Linked DNA regions of Homo sapiens: region 1 is linked to region 2. A link is a contact called in ENCODE Hi-C or POLR2A ChIA-PET data. All regions are on one chromosome and are shown on one strand. The core of a region is the stretch at or near the end of the contact, and the rest is flanking DNA. Distances in the headings are between cores, read along the strand shown. Region 1 holds the start of PXN (paxillin). Region 2 holds the start of COQ5 (coenzyme Q5, methyltransferase).

Evidence for each region. A loop is a pair of places that touch in the nucleus more often than their neighbours do. ChIA-PET counts read pairs that join two places held with the same protein, here RNA polymerase II (POLR2A). Pooled maps may share reads with other maps.
Region 1: a loop to region 2 is called in a pooled map, with 2.4 times the contacts of the local background. The contact joins the promoter of PXN here to the promoter of COQ5 in region 2. A Hi-C loop is called at or near these places in 4 of 50 pooled maps. POLR2A ChIA-PET finds 5 or more read pairs at or near these places in 3 of 52 experiments (PC-3, WTC11 and activated CD4-positive, alpha-beta T cell).

What each region holds. Positions count from the first base shown.
Region 1 is chr12:120,263,997-120,271,248 of GRCh38, reverse strand. PXN (paxillin) reads left to right here and starts at 5,519. Exons shown (of 15, transcript NM_001385981.1): 1 at 5,519-5,632. The coding sequence starts at 5,620. RefSeq lists silencers at 5,212-5,491, 5,652-5,801.
Region 2 is chr12:120,525,395-120,531,930 of GRCh38, reverse strand. It overlaps COQ5 (coenzyme Q5, methyltransferase), which reads left to right and starts at 2,773. Exons shown (of 7, transcript NM_032314.4): 1 at 2,773-2,991. The coding sequence starts at 2,790. RefSeq lists enhancers at 2,437-2,896, 2,243-3,012, 3,013-3,783.

The DNA.
Region 1 (7,252 bases), core at 4,270-6,769, 260 kb after region 2:
AGCCGCTAGCCACATGTGACTACTGAGTACTTAAAATGTGGCTAGCTGGGCCGGATGCAGTGGCTCATGACTGTAATCCCAACACTTTGGGAGGTAGAGGTGGGCAGATGGCTTGAGCCCAGGAGTTCAAGACCAGCCTGGGCAACATGGCAAAATCTCATCTCTACTAAAAATAAAAAATATTAGCCAGGTGCGGTGACATGTGCCTGTAGTCCCAGTTACCCAGGAGACAGAGATGGGAGGATCACTTAAGCCTGGGAGATTGAGGCTGCAGTGAGCCTCAGTCTCACCACTCTACTCCGGCATGGACAACAGAGTGAGACCCTGTCTCAAAAAAAAAAAAAAGAAAAGAAAAGAAATGTGGCTATTTGGATTGAGATGTGCTGTAAGTGTAAAATACACATTGGATCTTGAAGACTTCATACAAAAAAGAGTAAGATATCTCACTGATATTTTGTTATATTGATTACAAGTTGAAATGATAACATTTAGGATTTTTTTTTTTTTTTTTGAGACAGAATCTTGCTCTGTCGCCAGGCTAGAGTGCAGTGGTGGGATCTCAGCTCACTGCAACCTCTGACTCCCTGGTTCAAGTGAGTCTCCTGCCTCAGCCTCCCGAGTAGCTGGGATTACAGGCACGTGCCACCAGCTAATTTTTGTATTTTTAGTAGAGATGGGGTTTCACCATGGCCAGGATGGTCTTGATCTCCTGACCTTGTGATCCTCCCGCCTTGGCCTCCCAAAGTGCTGGGATTACAGGTGTGAGCCACCATGCCCAGCCAACACTGAGGATATATTGAATTAAATAAAATATATTATTAACATTAATTTTATCTATTTTATTTATTTATTTTGAGATGGAGTCTCACTCTGTCCCCCAGGCTGGAGTGCAGTGGTGTGATCTTGGCTCACTGCAAACTCCACCTCCCAGGTTCAAGCGATTCTCCTGCCTCAGCCTCTGGAGTAGCTGAGATTATAGGTGCCCACCACCATGCCCGGCTAATTTTTGTGTTTTTAGTAGACCAGGCTGTTAGCCAGGCTGGTCTTGAACTCCTGACCTCAGGTTGTTTGCTCACCTCGGCCTCCTAAAGTGCTGGGATTACAGGCATGAGCCGCCGTGCCCGGCCATATATTTTTTTATTTTTTATTTTTTGAGATGGAGTTCTGCTCTTGTAAGCCAGGCTGGATCTTGGCCCACTGCAACTTCCGCCTCCCGGGTTCAAGCGATTCTCCTGACTCAGCCTCCCAAGTAGCTGGGATTACAGGCATGTGCCACCACACCTAGCTAATTTTGTATATTTAGTAGAGATGGGGTTTCACCATGTTGGTCAGGCTGGTCTCAAACTCTTGACCTGAGGTAATCCACCCATCTTGGCCTCCCAAAGTGCTGGGATTACAGGCATGAGCCACCGTGCCTGGCCTGTTTCTTTTATTTTTTTAAAGATATTTTTTAGAGAGGAGGTCTTGCTAGTTTCCCAGTTTGGACTCAAACTCCTAAACTCAAGCAATCCTCCTGCCTCAGTATCCCATGTAGGTGGGACTACAGGCATATGCCATTGCACTTGGCTAAAAAAGTTTTGATTGGGCCGGGCGCGGCGGCTCACACATGCAATCCCAGCACTTTGGGAGGTGAGGCAGGTGGGATCACCTGAGGTCAGGAGTTCAAGACCAGCCTGGCCCACATGGTGAAACCCCATCTCTACTTAAAGAAATGCAAAAATTGGCCAGGCGCGGTGGCTCACGCCTGTAATCCCAGCACTTTGAGAGGCCGAGATGGGCGGATCACGAGGTCAGGAGATCGAGACCATCCTAGCTAACACGGTGAAACCCCGTCTCTACTAAAAATAGAAAAAATTAGCTGGGCGTGGTGGCGGGCGCCTGTAGTCCCAGCTACTTGGGAGGCTGAGGCAGGAGAATGGCATGAACCTGGGAGGCAGAGCGTGCAGTGAGCCGAGATCGCGCCACCGCACTCCAGCCTGGGCGACAGAGCAAGACTCCGTCTCAAAAAAAAAAAAAAAAACAAAAACAAAAATTAGTCGGGTGTGATAGCGGGTGCCTGTAATCCTAGCTACTCAGGAGGCTGAGGCAGGAGAATCACTTGAACCCGGGAGGCAGAGGTTGCAGTGAGCTGAGATCATGCCGCTGCACTCCACCCTGGGCGACAGAGTGAGACTCTGTCTCAAAAAAAAGAAAGAAAAAAAAGAAAAGTTTTGATTGCATATCCGGCTTGCATTCTGTTTCTTTTCTCTCTCTTTCTTTCCTTCCTTCCTTCCTTCCATCCTTCCTTCCTTCCTTTCTTCCTTCCTTCCTTCTTTCTTTCTTTGTTTTTTTTTTTGACAGAGTCTCACTCTGTCGCGCAGGCAGGAGTGCAGTGGCACAGTCTCGACTCACTGCAACCTCCGTCTCCTGGGTTCAGGTGATTCTCCTGCCTCAGCCTCCTGAGCAGCTGGAATTACCGGTGCACACCACTATGCCCAGCTAATTTATATATTTTTAGTAGAGATGGTGTTTCGCCATGTCGGCCAGGCTGGTCTCGAACTCCTGACCTCAAGTGATCCGCCCGCCTTGGCCTTCCAAAGTGCTGGGATTACAGGTGTGAGCCTGGTCGAGTTCTGTTTCTATTGCTGAGTGAAGAGTGTTATTTTGTGGTGACAAGGACCATTCTAAGTACTAGGTGTGTCGTTTCTTATTTAGTCCTATGAGGACTCTGAGAGGTAGCTACTATTAACCTTTCTATAGGGGAAGAAACTGAGGCACAGAGTAAATTGCCCAAGATGAACCACTAGCAAGAAGTCAGCAGGGTTGTCCATCTGCTCTGTCAATGTCGTTTAATCTTTAGGAAGAATGAAAAAACCTGATTGATTTTATCAAATGCAAGGGACTGAATGTTCATATCCTTGAAAATTCATATGTTGAAATCTAATCTCAATTCGATAGTGTTAGGAGGTGAGGCCTGACAGGTGATTAGGTCATGAGGGCAGGGCCCTCATGAAAGAGATTAGTTAGTGCCTTTATTAAAGGGACCCTCTTTGAGCCGTGTGAGGGTACAAAAAGTCAACAGTCTGCAACCCAGAAGAGGGCCCTCACCAGAACCTGACTGTGCTGGCACCCTGATCTTGAACTTTCAGCCTCCAAAACTGTGAAAAAATAATTTCTGTTGTTTATAAGTCACTCGGTCTACAGTATTTTGTTGTAGCAGCCTGAACTAGACACCAAGTTTAATTGCTGTGGGGTGAGAGTCCAAGGGAAGAAGGAAGCCAGGGAGGAAATGGGGGTTTAGGAATGATTTACATGAGGAAATCCCTGGCAGGGACCTGAGTGTTCGAGTGCACCAGCACTCAACTCTGAAGCTTCAGTTCTCTTTAGAACTCTGCATAGCAATGGGAAACTTGCCCATTCAATGGGTGCCTCGCATTTCCAGACCACACAGCTTTGAAAAAGAAAGGTTTTAGACCTTTGGAGAAGTGGACAAGCGTATGCCCTGGGGTTGGTCTAAGTTGTTAGCAGTTTCACTTAGCCGTTTCATAACCAGGCCTTGGCATAAGCCTCCCCAGGTTCAAATCTCAGTTTCCTTACTTATTAGCTGTATGACCTGGAGTAATTCAACCTCTGACTCTCAACTCTTCCAGCTGTAAAAGGGGCTAACAATGCTCATCTCCTAGGCTTGTGGTCAGTATTAAATGTCTTGTCTACAGACCTTTGCACATGCTGTTCCACACAGCTGGGAGTGGGGCGAGGCTACTCATCCTTCATGCTAACCACTTTGCTCTTTTGCGTGCACCTTTAGATTCAAGAAGGTAGACATCATGTTAGTCTTATTCATCATCCCAGCCTACGCAACAAAGCAAGACTGTGTCTTAAAAACACAAAAACAGGCTGGGCGTGGTGGCTCACACCTGTAATCCCAGCACTTTGGGAGGCTGAGGGGGGCGGATCACCTGAAGTCAGGAGTTCAAGACCAGCCTGGCCAACATGGTGAAACCCTGTCTCTACTAAAAATACAAAAATTAGCCAGGCATGGTAGTACACGCCTGTAATCCCACCAGGAGGCAGGAGATCACCTGAGATCAGGAGTTCAAGACCAGCCTGGCCAACATGGTGAAACCCCATCTCTACTAAAAATACAAAAATTAGCCAGGCATGGTGGTATGCGCCTGTAATCCCAGCAGGAGGCAGGAGAATCACTTGAACCTGGGAGGCGGAGGTTGCAGTGAGCTGAGATTGCACCACTGCACTCCAACCTGGGCGACAGATTGGGACTCCATCTCAAACAAAAACAAAAACACAAAAACTAAAACAAAATAGAGGTATGTGCAAGATGCTGGAAAACCACGCAATAGAGTGTTTGAGGAACAGTCTTTGGTCTTGAATTTATTATAGGAGAATGTGGCAGCCACAGAAGCTGCTTGGATCTGCCTTTATAAAATGACTGAACATGGTGGGAGCATTGGAACCCGGATACTTCTGCCCAAGGAGACTTCTCATTTTTTTTGTCCTGGAATTCCCTGATGGGTTGACCTGTTTGTCAGATCTGAGTCTCCTTGCCCAACCCTGCTTATTTCCCCTTCTCTGTCACGGGCATTACCCCTAGCTTTATCTCAGCATCTCATCTGCTTTCTGGAGGACCTGATCTGACCCAGAAGGCCTGGATTCTTGAGGGACAAGGGGAACTCGAAGCTGTACTTGCAGAGCAGTTTTATATAAAATCCACAAACTGCCATCACCCATCCCAACGGGTAGGGAAGTACCTCTAGGAGGATTAATTTAGAGAATAGCTATATAGTGTCTGTCTATTCAGACACTCAATAAATGGTAGTTGTTATTATTACCCAATTTCCGAGTGTGTGGGAGCACTGGGTGTGACTTTCCTGTAGTTTTCCCTTTAATGTCTAATCTGGGGACCCCTCTGCCCCATGCAGTTTTGGAAAAGTGTCTAGGGAGGGTGGCTGTGTGGAAGTAATATTAAGAGAGATGGAACCACACAGGTATTGGGTTTGGGCCAGAAAGGGTGAACTGCGAGCTGCACTGCCATTGATCCAGAGGACGACCCCAGGAAAGGTCAGCCACGGGCTCCGGGCCTTGCCTGGTACTGATTTATGGTCCTCCTGGGTGGTGACCTACAGGTGACAGACGGACAGGTGGGCAAAACTGACTGTCCAGTGGACAGGCATGTGATGACCCAGTGGCTGACGAATGCACAGACACATGGCTGACTGTGGACGGATTTGTCATCCGCAGGGTCAGGCAAGTGACTTTGAGAGGGACAGAAAGATGGATGGGAGTGGCTGGAGGCCTGGGAGCCGCCCACCTGCCCGCTTAGCCGCGAGGGGGCGCCACCGCCCCGCCCAGCGACGCCCACTGCCCGGGCTCTTGGCGGGGGCGGGACCAGCGTGCGCAGGGGGCGGGGCCAGCAAGCTCGCGGGGGTGTCCGGGGGCGGGGCGCGCGTGCACAGGGGGCGGCCGGGGGCGGGGCGCGCGGCGGGCGCGGGCGCGGGCGCGCGCGGCGGCGGCGCGTTCCGTTCCGGGCCGAGGCTCGCGGCGGAAAAGTTGCGGGGCATAGACGAGCGGCCCCGGGACGGGCAGCTAGCGCGACCCTGAGCCGGCGCCCGTGGTCCGGCCATGGACGACCTCGGTGAGTGAGCGGGAGGCCGAGGGAGGAGGAGGCGAGAGGCGCGCAGCTTGGGGCCAGGAGGGCGCCAGCGAGCGGCAGGGGCCGCGGGATCCCACCCTCGGCGGCCCCGGCCTCAGCTCCTGTCCCTGCCGGCCGGGGCTCCGCGGGGCTGGGATCCCTAACCGGGCCTTAGTCTCGGGCCAGGCCGGCCCCGGCACCGACCGCACAGCAGCGACCCCCCGTCTGGGACGGCTTCACCTCTGGACCCCCGACCTCGGGGACCCATCACCATCTCCCAGAAGGGCCCCAGGGACCAGCCCGCCCCTCAGGGACCCACCCCGTCCGCTGCAGGGACGAGACTTCCTGCGGCAGACCACCTCGTCAGCTACGGGACCCTCACCTCGCAGACCTCTCCCCACCCCCACCTCACAGATCGACCGCCCAACTCGGGGAGCAGCTGCCCGATCTCATGGGCTGCTCCCTCATTTCCTCGACCTGCTCCCCGTCCCTCCAGGGCCGCCCCCCACTTCACAGACTAGCACCCCCCTTCAGGGATAACCCCTCGGAGCCCACCCCTTTCATTTCACAAGTCAGATGCAAAAGCTAGAGATGAGCGTGTGATGACCACACCCCCATTTCAAAGACAAGTTTCCCAGTCTGCCTGCTCTTCTGACCCCCCACTTCAAATCTGGTCACCCCGTTTCAAGGACCCATCACTCATTTTCTCTCACTGACCTCCCCGCTCTGTGGACCAGCCCCTCAATTCACAGACCAGTCCGTCTACCATGGTATCTAAGTCTAGAACGGTAATTTGGGAGTCCTGATTCTCTCCCCACCCCTAGATTCTGGTGAAATGCCAGGGGAATGAGGTGGAAGGTGGGCCCCAAGGTATGACCATCCCTGAACGTGTCCTGGCTAGCAGAGTCCCCTCCACCCTCTCTGCGTCAGGCCCTGCTGGAAGCCACGCAGGTGAAAGAGGACAGGATGCCCAGAACAGAGTTTTACTGTTTTCCTGTTATTGGAGCCCCAAGGCTACTCTTTTCAGTCCAGTCTTGATCTGGTGTTAGGGGAAAGAAAGTATCTCCTGGAAGCCGACTCTAAACCCAAGGGGGTTGGTGCCAGGGTTCTAGGAATGCCTTGGGTGGCGTGAACGCAGGAGTGGGAGGATTCGCTGTCTCTCCCTCCCCTTCACGCCTGTAGCTGGAGGGCCCTGAGCTTGGGAGGTGAGGAGGGGGGCAACGTTTCTTCTCTGCAGGAGCCTTGTCTTTCCTCTCTGGACTGTGGGTGGCTTGTGTGACCACTGATGCTTCCTCTGTCCCAGGCTCTGAGGAGTAGATTCAGCAGACAGGACTGATGGACCTCTACCAAGCAGCGCCGGGCACTAAGTTAAGACTGGCTATTTGTAGGTGCTGGACTTGACTGCTTCCCTCCAGCTTCCTTTTGGGATCAGGGTGCCCCTGAGATCCTGGAGCTGGGGTTGGTGTAGGGTCCTGCCTGTTTTGCAGAGTGAGATGGCTGCCAAGCGTGGTTCTGCCTTTGGGTCAGGCTTGGCACCCATTTTTCCAGTGTGCTCAAGGTTGGCATGGCTTCCAGGCAGGTATTTTTTTTTTTCACATAAAAATAGCTCAGCTGGAAGGAGGC
Region 2 (6,536 bases), core at 1,524-4,023:
CAACAATTAGCCGGGCGTGGTGGCGCACACCTGTAGTCCCAGCTACTTGGGAGGTTGAGGGAGGACAATCGCTTGAACCTGGGAGGCGGAGGTTGCAGTGAGCTGAGATTGGGCCACTGCACTCCAGCCTGGGTGACAGAGCGAGACTCTGTCTCAAAAAAAAAAAAAAAGAAAAAAAAAGGAAAATCATGTATGTGGCCAGGCAAGGTAGCTCAATCCCAACATTCTGGGAGGCTGAGGCAGGAAGATCACTTGATGTTAGGAGTTTGAGACCAGCCTGAACATAGTGAAACCAATTCTCTACTAAAAATTAAAAAACAAAAAACAAAAACATATGGTTTACAGATATAGACGCTAAGACTTTGGGAATCATACCACACCTATTTGTACTTTGGAAAATTACAAATGATTCCCTTCCAACCATAGTAGTTTGAGATTCAAAAGATCACATAGACATGCTATTAAGGAAATGACCAGGGCCAGGTGCGGTTGCTCACGCCTATAATCCCAGCACTTTGGGAGATTGAGGTAGGCAGATTGCCCAAGCCCAGGAGTTCAAGACCATTCAGGGCAACATGGCAAAACCCTGTCTCAACAAAAAATGCAAAAATCAGCCCAGTGTGGTGGTGCACACCTGTAGTCCCAGCTACTCAGGAGGTTGAGGTGGGAGGATGGCTTGAGCCTGGGAGGGTGAGAAGTGAGCTATGATTGTGCCACTGCACTCCACCCTGGGTGACAAAGTGAGATCCTATTTCAAAATAAAGAATGAATCAATAAATAAGTAAATAAGACCAGCCTAGCCAAAATGGTGAAACCCCATCTCTACTAAAAATACAAAAATTAGCGCCGGGAGTGGTGGCTCAGCACTTTGGGAGGCTGAGGCAGGTGGATTACCTGAAGTCAGGAGTTCAAGACCAGCCTGGCCAATATAGCGAAACCCCATCTCTACTAAAAATACAAAAATTAGCCTGGCATGGTGGCGCATGCCTGTAATCCCAGCTACTAGGGAAGCTGAGGCAGGAGGATCACTTGAACCCAGAAGACAGAGGTTGCAGTGAGCCGAAGTCATGCCACTGCACTCCAGTCTGGGCAACAGAGCAAGACGCTACCTCAAAAAAAAAATACCTTCCAACAGTCCTTGTCCTACTTCACTTTTTACAGGTTTTCCTCCACATATCATATGAAATAAGAGAACAGTGAAATACTGTTGGTCTGGATACTTAATCTGATGTGCAGAAGGAACAGCCCTAAATCCTGAGATCCATTCTTTTATATAACTAGATATGGAAGATATAAGATTCTTTGATGAGACTTTATTTATTTATTTATTTATTTATTTATTTATTTTTGAGATGGAGTCTGGCTCTGTCACCCAGGCTTGAGTGCAGTGGTGCAATCTCAGCTCACTGCAACCAGTGACTCCTGGGTTGAAGGGATTCTCCTGCTTCAACCTCCTGAATAGCTGGGACTACAGGTGTGCACCACCATGCCTGGCTGATTTTTGTATTTTAGTAGAGACGGGGTTTCACCATGTTAGCCATGCTGGTCTCGAACTCCTGACCTCATGCAATCCGCCCACCTCGGGCTCCCAAAGTGTTGGGATTACAGGCGTGAGCCACCGCACCCAGCCACTTAATTTCTTTTAACAAAGACATGAGAATTATGAATACATGGATGAATCATTTCGCCCTTGTATCCTTCCTTTTTTTTTTCTCATCACTATACCAACGAGGACCTTCTATCATTCTTAAAATAAAAGAGAAAGAAACAGAAATCCCAGCGCAGTACTTCCCAAACGAAAGCGGTTAGGTGTCCATCTGTCAGGCTATATTAAACCAGGAAGAGAATTTTCATTTCAAAACAGTTTCTTCTATTGGCGCTTTCTCCTCGTGAAATATTTACAGGAAACATACATTTAAAATGGAATGAAAGCAGAAACATACAGTAATCCAAGCAAAACTCAACAACGTCCGTTCTTTATTTTGCACAAGACGGTCTGCATTACCCTTGCCATTAAAAAAAGACTGAAAATCTGGGGCTGAAGTAAAACACCCATGACATGCCACCTGGAGCTAGGAATGTAGCTTTGTGTCAGCAGGAGACCAAGTGTGAGTGGTGGTTCTGGCTTGCTAAGTGGATACCAGAGCTTTCGTTCCCATTTATGAGCTTCCTAGGTTCATAAAACGGACAGAACAAAGAAGTCTGTCCTATGTTTATTTTTCAGAGTAGTGTAACATATGTTTCTCAAGAATGGTCTGCATCTTTAGCATCAGAATCGCCAGAGAAATTTGTTTAAATAGAGATTAAAGGGATATAGGTCAGATCAAAATCTCTGGTAGTTGGGGACCCAGGAATCTTCATTTTAAAACGTAAACCAAGTGATTCTTACGCTCAACAAAGTGTGCAGGAATTGGCCCGTGATCTTGGCTTTTTAACCACACCATGCCTCAATTTCCCCCTTCTGCACAAGACAACAAGAGTTCCTGGATATCTTGCGAGTTAGTACTTTTCTGCCTAGCCGGATTCAGAGACATGGCCGCTAAGAGGTGACCCGGGGCTCCCCTGAGATCCCCTGATTCCTGGTGAATTGTAAATTCAATTTGAGAAGAGAGAGAGGAAGGGATTTCCGATACTTAGAGACCACCCTTTGGATCCTAGAGATAATGCCGGCACAACTGTGTATCAGATTTCAGGGCGCGTTCGGCTAATAATGTTGCCGGCCAGCCGCCGTCGTTCGTGGAGTGACGCAACAAGGCGTACTCTCTGGCCGTTGTCACTCGACTACCAAGATGGCGGCCCCCGGGAGCTGTGCTCTATGGAGCTATTGCGGCCGTGGGTGGTCGCGGGCGATGCGGGGCTGCCAGCTCCTCGGGCTTCGTAGCTCTTGGCCCGGGGACCTACTAAGTGCTCGGCTCTTGTCCCAAGAGAAGCGGGCAGCGGAAACGCACTTTGGGTTTGAGACTGTGTCGGAAGAGGAGAAGGGGGGCAAAGGTGAAAGGGGCGAGAGGGCGGATGGGAGGGATCTGACCGTCCATGGTCTGGTTTCTTCTGGCCAGTTAGGGTTGATTTAACATCCAATTAGTTCCAGTGTTGTTGTCTGTGCAGTTATGATTTTTTTTTTTTTTGGAGACAGAATTTCGCTCTTGTTGCCCACACTGGAGTGCAATGGTCCGATCTTGGCTCACTGCAACCTCCGCCTCCCGGGTTCAAGCGATTCTCCTGCCTCAGCTTCCCGAGTAGCTGGGATTACAGGCGCCCGCCAGCACGCCCGGCTAACTTTTTTGTATTCTTACTAGAGATGGGGTTTCACCAGGCTGGTCTCGAACTCCTGACCTCAGGTGATTCGCCTGCCTCGGCCTCCCAAAGTGCTGGGATTACAGGCGTGAGCCACCGCGCCCAGCCAGACGCCCCCTTTTTAAAAGCAGAATACTGATGACTAAATCCCATCAACTGAGCGTTTGTGATGTGCCAGGCAACGTACAGACATTATTTTCAATTCTCATTTTCAACATTCCAGTAGTGGGTATTGTTATTACCATATTACACGTGAGGAAATTGAGACTTAAAGGTTAAGCAAGAAGTTGCCCAGTTGAACATATCAGTAAGTGGCGGAACCAGTATTCAAACCCAGTTTAATCTGAGTCTGAAGCCCCCGTTCTTTACCTCTAGAGAAAAATAGGGGTTTTTTTGGTTGTTTTTATTTATTTATTTATTTATTTATTTATTTTGAGACGGAGTTTCGCTCTTGTTGCCCAGGCTGGAGTGCAATGGCGCAATATGGGCTCACTGCAACCTCAGCCTCCTAGGTTCAAGCGATCCTCCTGCCTCAGCCTCCTGAGTAGCTGGGATTACAGGCATCTGCCACTGTGCCCTGCTAATTTTTGTATTTTCAGTAGAGACGGGGTTTCTTTTTTTTTTTTTTTTTTTTTTTTTTTTTTTTTTGAGACTGAGTCTCTCTCTGTCACCCCCAGGCTGGAAGGCAGTGGCGCGATCTCGGCTCACTGCAAGCTCCGCCTCCTGGCTTCACGCCATTCTCCTGCCTCAGCCTCCCGAGTAGCTGGGACTACAGGGGCCCGCCACCATGCCCGGCTAATTTTTTGTATTTTTTTTTTAGTACAGACAGGGTTTCACCATGTTAGCCAGGATGGTCTGGATCTCCTGACCTCGTGATCCACCTGCCTCGGCCTCCCAAAGTGCTGGGATTACAGGCATGAGCCACCACACCGGCCAATGTATAATCAACATTTTACAATGTATAATCAATGTATAATCAACATTTCACACAGTGGCAAGCAAGGAAGAAGTTAACTACTGAACTAAATATGAATTCCAGATTGGGGACTGAGATTGCAGTACAGACAGTCCTCGCTGTGCACAGTAATGCAAGACTGTGAAAATGTGCAAGCTGAAGTCATACACAATGACCTTAATCAATGGGAAAAATTAGAATTGTTTTATGACCTTTAAAAATTATCAACCATCAAAAACCCTGTCAGTTATAAATGTATAGTGAAATGAAAAAATATATACTGAAGTTGATATTTATTTACAGCCAGGTGCGATGGTTCACACCTGTAATCCCAGCACTTTGGGAGGCCGAGGTAGGCACTTGAAGTCAGGAGTTCGAGACCAGCCTGGCCAACGTGGTGAAACCTCATCTCTACTAAAAATACAAAAAAAATTAGCCAAGCATGGTGACGCACGCCTGTAATCACAGCTAATTAGGAGGCTGAGGCAGGCAAATTTCTTGAACCTGGGAGGTGGACGTTGCAGTGATCTGAGATTGTGCCACTGCACTCTAGCCTGGGCGACACAGTGAGACTGTCTCAAAAACAAAGAAAAAAAATTCTAATAAAAAATTAGAAACCTTGAGAATTAAATTCTTTTATTTCCTTGTAAAAAAATTGCCAAGAGTAGGCTGGGCGCAGTGGCTCACGCCTGTAATCCCAGCACTTTGAGAGGCCGAGGCGGGTGGATCATGAGGTCAGGAGATTGAGACCATCCTGGCTAACACGGTGAAACTCCGTCTCTACTAAAAATACAAAAAAATTAGCCGGGCATGGTGGCGGGCGCCTGTAGTCCCAGCTACTCCGGAGGCTGAGGCAGGAGAATGGCATGAACCCGGGAGGAGGAGCTTGCAGTGAGCCGAGATCCTGCCACTACACTCCAGCCTGGGCGACAGAGCAAGACTCTGTCTCAAAAAAAAAAAAAAAAAAAAAAAAAAAAAAAAAATTGCCAAGAGTAGTTTGAGCACTATTTGCCACCTTCTTGTCGTATGAAATATCTTTTCTATGCCTTGGCAAATTGCCATATTTCTTTCTAAGTTTTTATCTACTTCTGATATTTTATCCTTTGTGCTTTCAATGTTATGAAATACCTCCAAGAACTCCTTTAATGTGAAAGTTTTTGCTGGCATCACTTCTTCTGGGACATCTTCAACCTTTTTGTCACAGCTCCATTTCTTGTTCATGTTGGTAAGTTCATCTTCCTGCAGTTCCTCTGGCTGTATGTCTAGAGTCTCTCCAGTGGCAGCAGTGTCAATATTCCCACAGTCATCTATTTCTCCTATAACTCCACTGACACTCAATTTGAATTTCACTTCCAGCATTATCAGCATTTTCATTTTTGTTGCTCAATTCCCTCTTTCATTTATCCAGTTATGCCACGTGTGCTTTATCACTGAAAGATAAAGAGGCAATACAAGTACATGCTTTACTGTCTGTGAACTGAGTAACTGATGCAGTGACCAGTCACCTAAAGTCTGGGAAAGAAGTGCGTGATTGGTTGCTGAACATGTTGTGTATCTGTTATTTACATAGTGATTTGTAGGCTAAAGAATGTATTTTATGTAATTACTCATATTTAATATACCATTGTACTTGAATTGTGGTATTGGGTGACTGGTGTTGTTTAGCTAAACCACAGTAACTGAAATTCATGCATATTGGAACATGCAAAGCCAGGACTATTTGCTTATTTATTTATTTATTTATATTTATTTTTTTGGAGATGGAGTCTCGCTCTGTCGCCCAGGCTGGAGTGCGGTGGCACGATCTCAGCTCACTGTAAGCTCCGCCTCCCAGGTTCATGCCATTCTCCTGCCTCAGCCTCCCGAGTAGCTGGGACTACAGGCGCCCACCACCACGCCCAGCTAGTTTTTTTGTATTTTTAGTAGAGATGGAGTTTCACTGTGTTAGCTAGGATGGTCTCGATCTCTGGACCTCGTGATCCCCCCGCCTCAGCCTCCCAAAGTTCTGGGATTATAGGCATGAGCCACTGCGCCCAGCCTTGTTTATTTATTTTTGAGACAAGTTCTCACTATGCTGCCCAGGCTGGGGTACAATGTCTATTCACAGGCACAATCATAGCACACTGCAGCCTTGAACTCCTGGGTTCAAGCAGTCCTCTCCCATTAGCCCCCCGAGTAGCTGGCACTCCAGGTGTGTGCCACCATGCCAGCAAGGAGGACTATTTATACCGAGTGGGGTTAGCCTTAGTGTCCCCCAGACACCCCAAAAGATGCTCAAAAGAGCAGG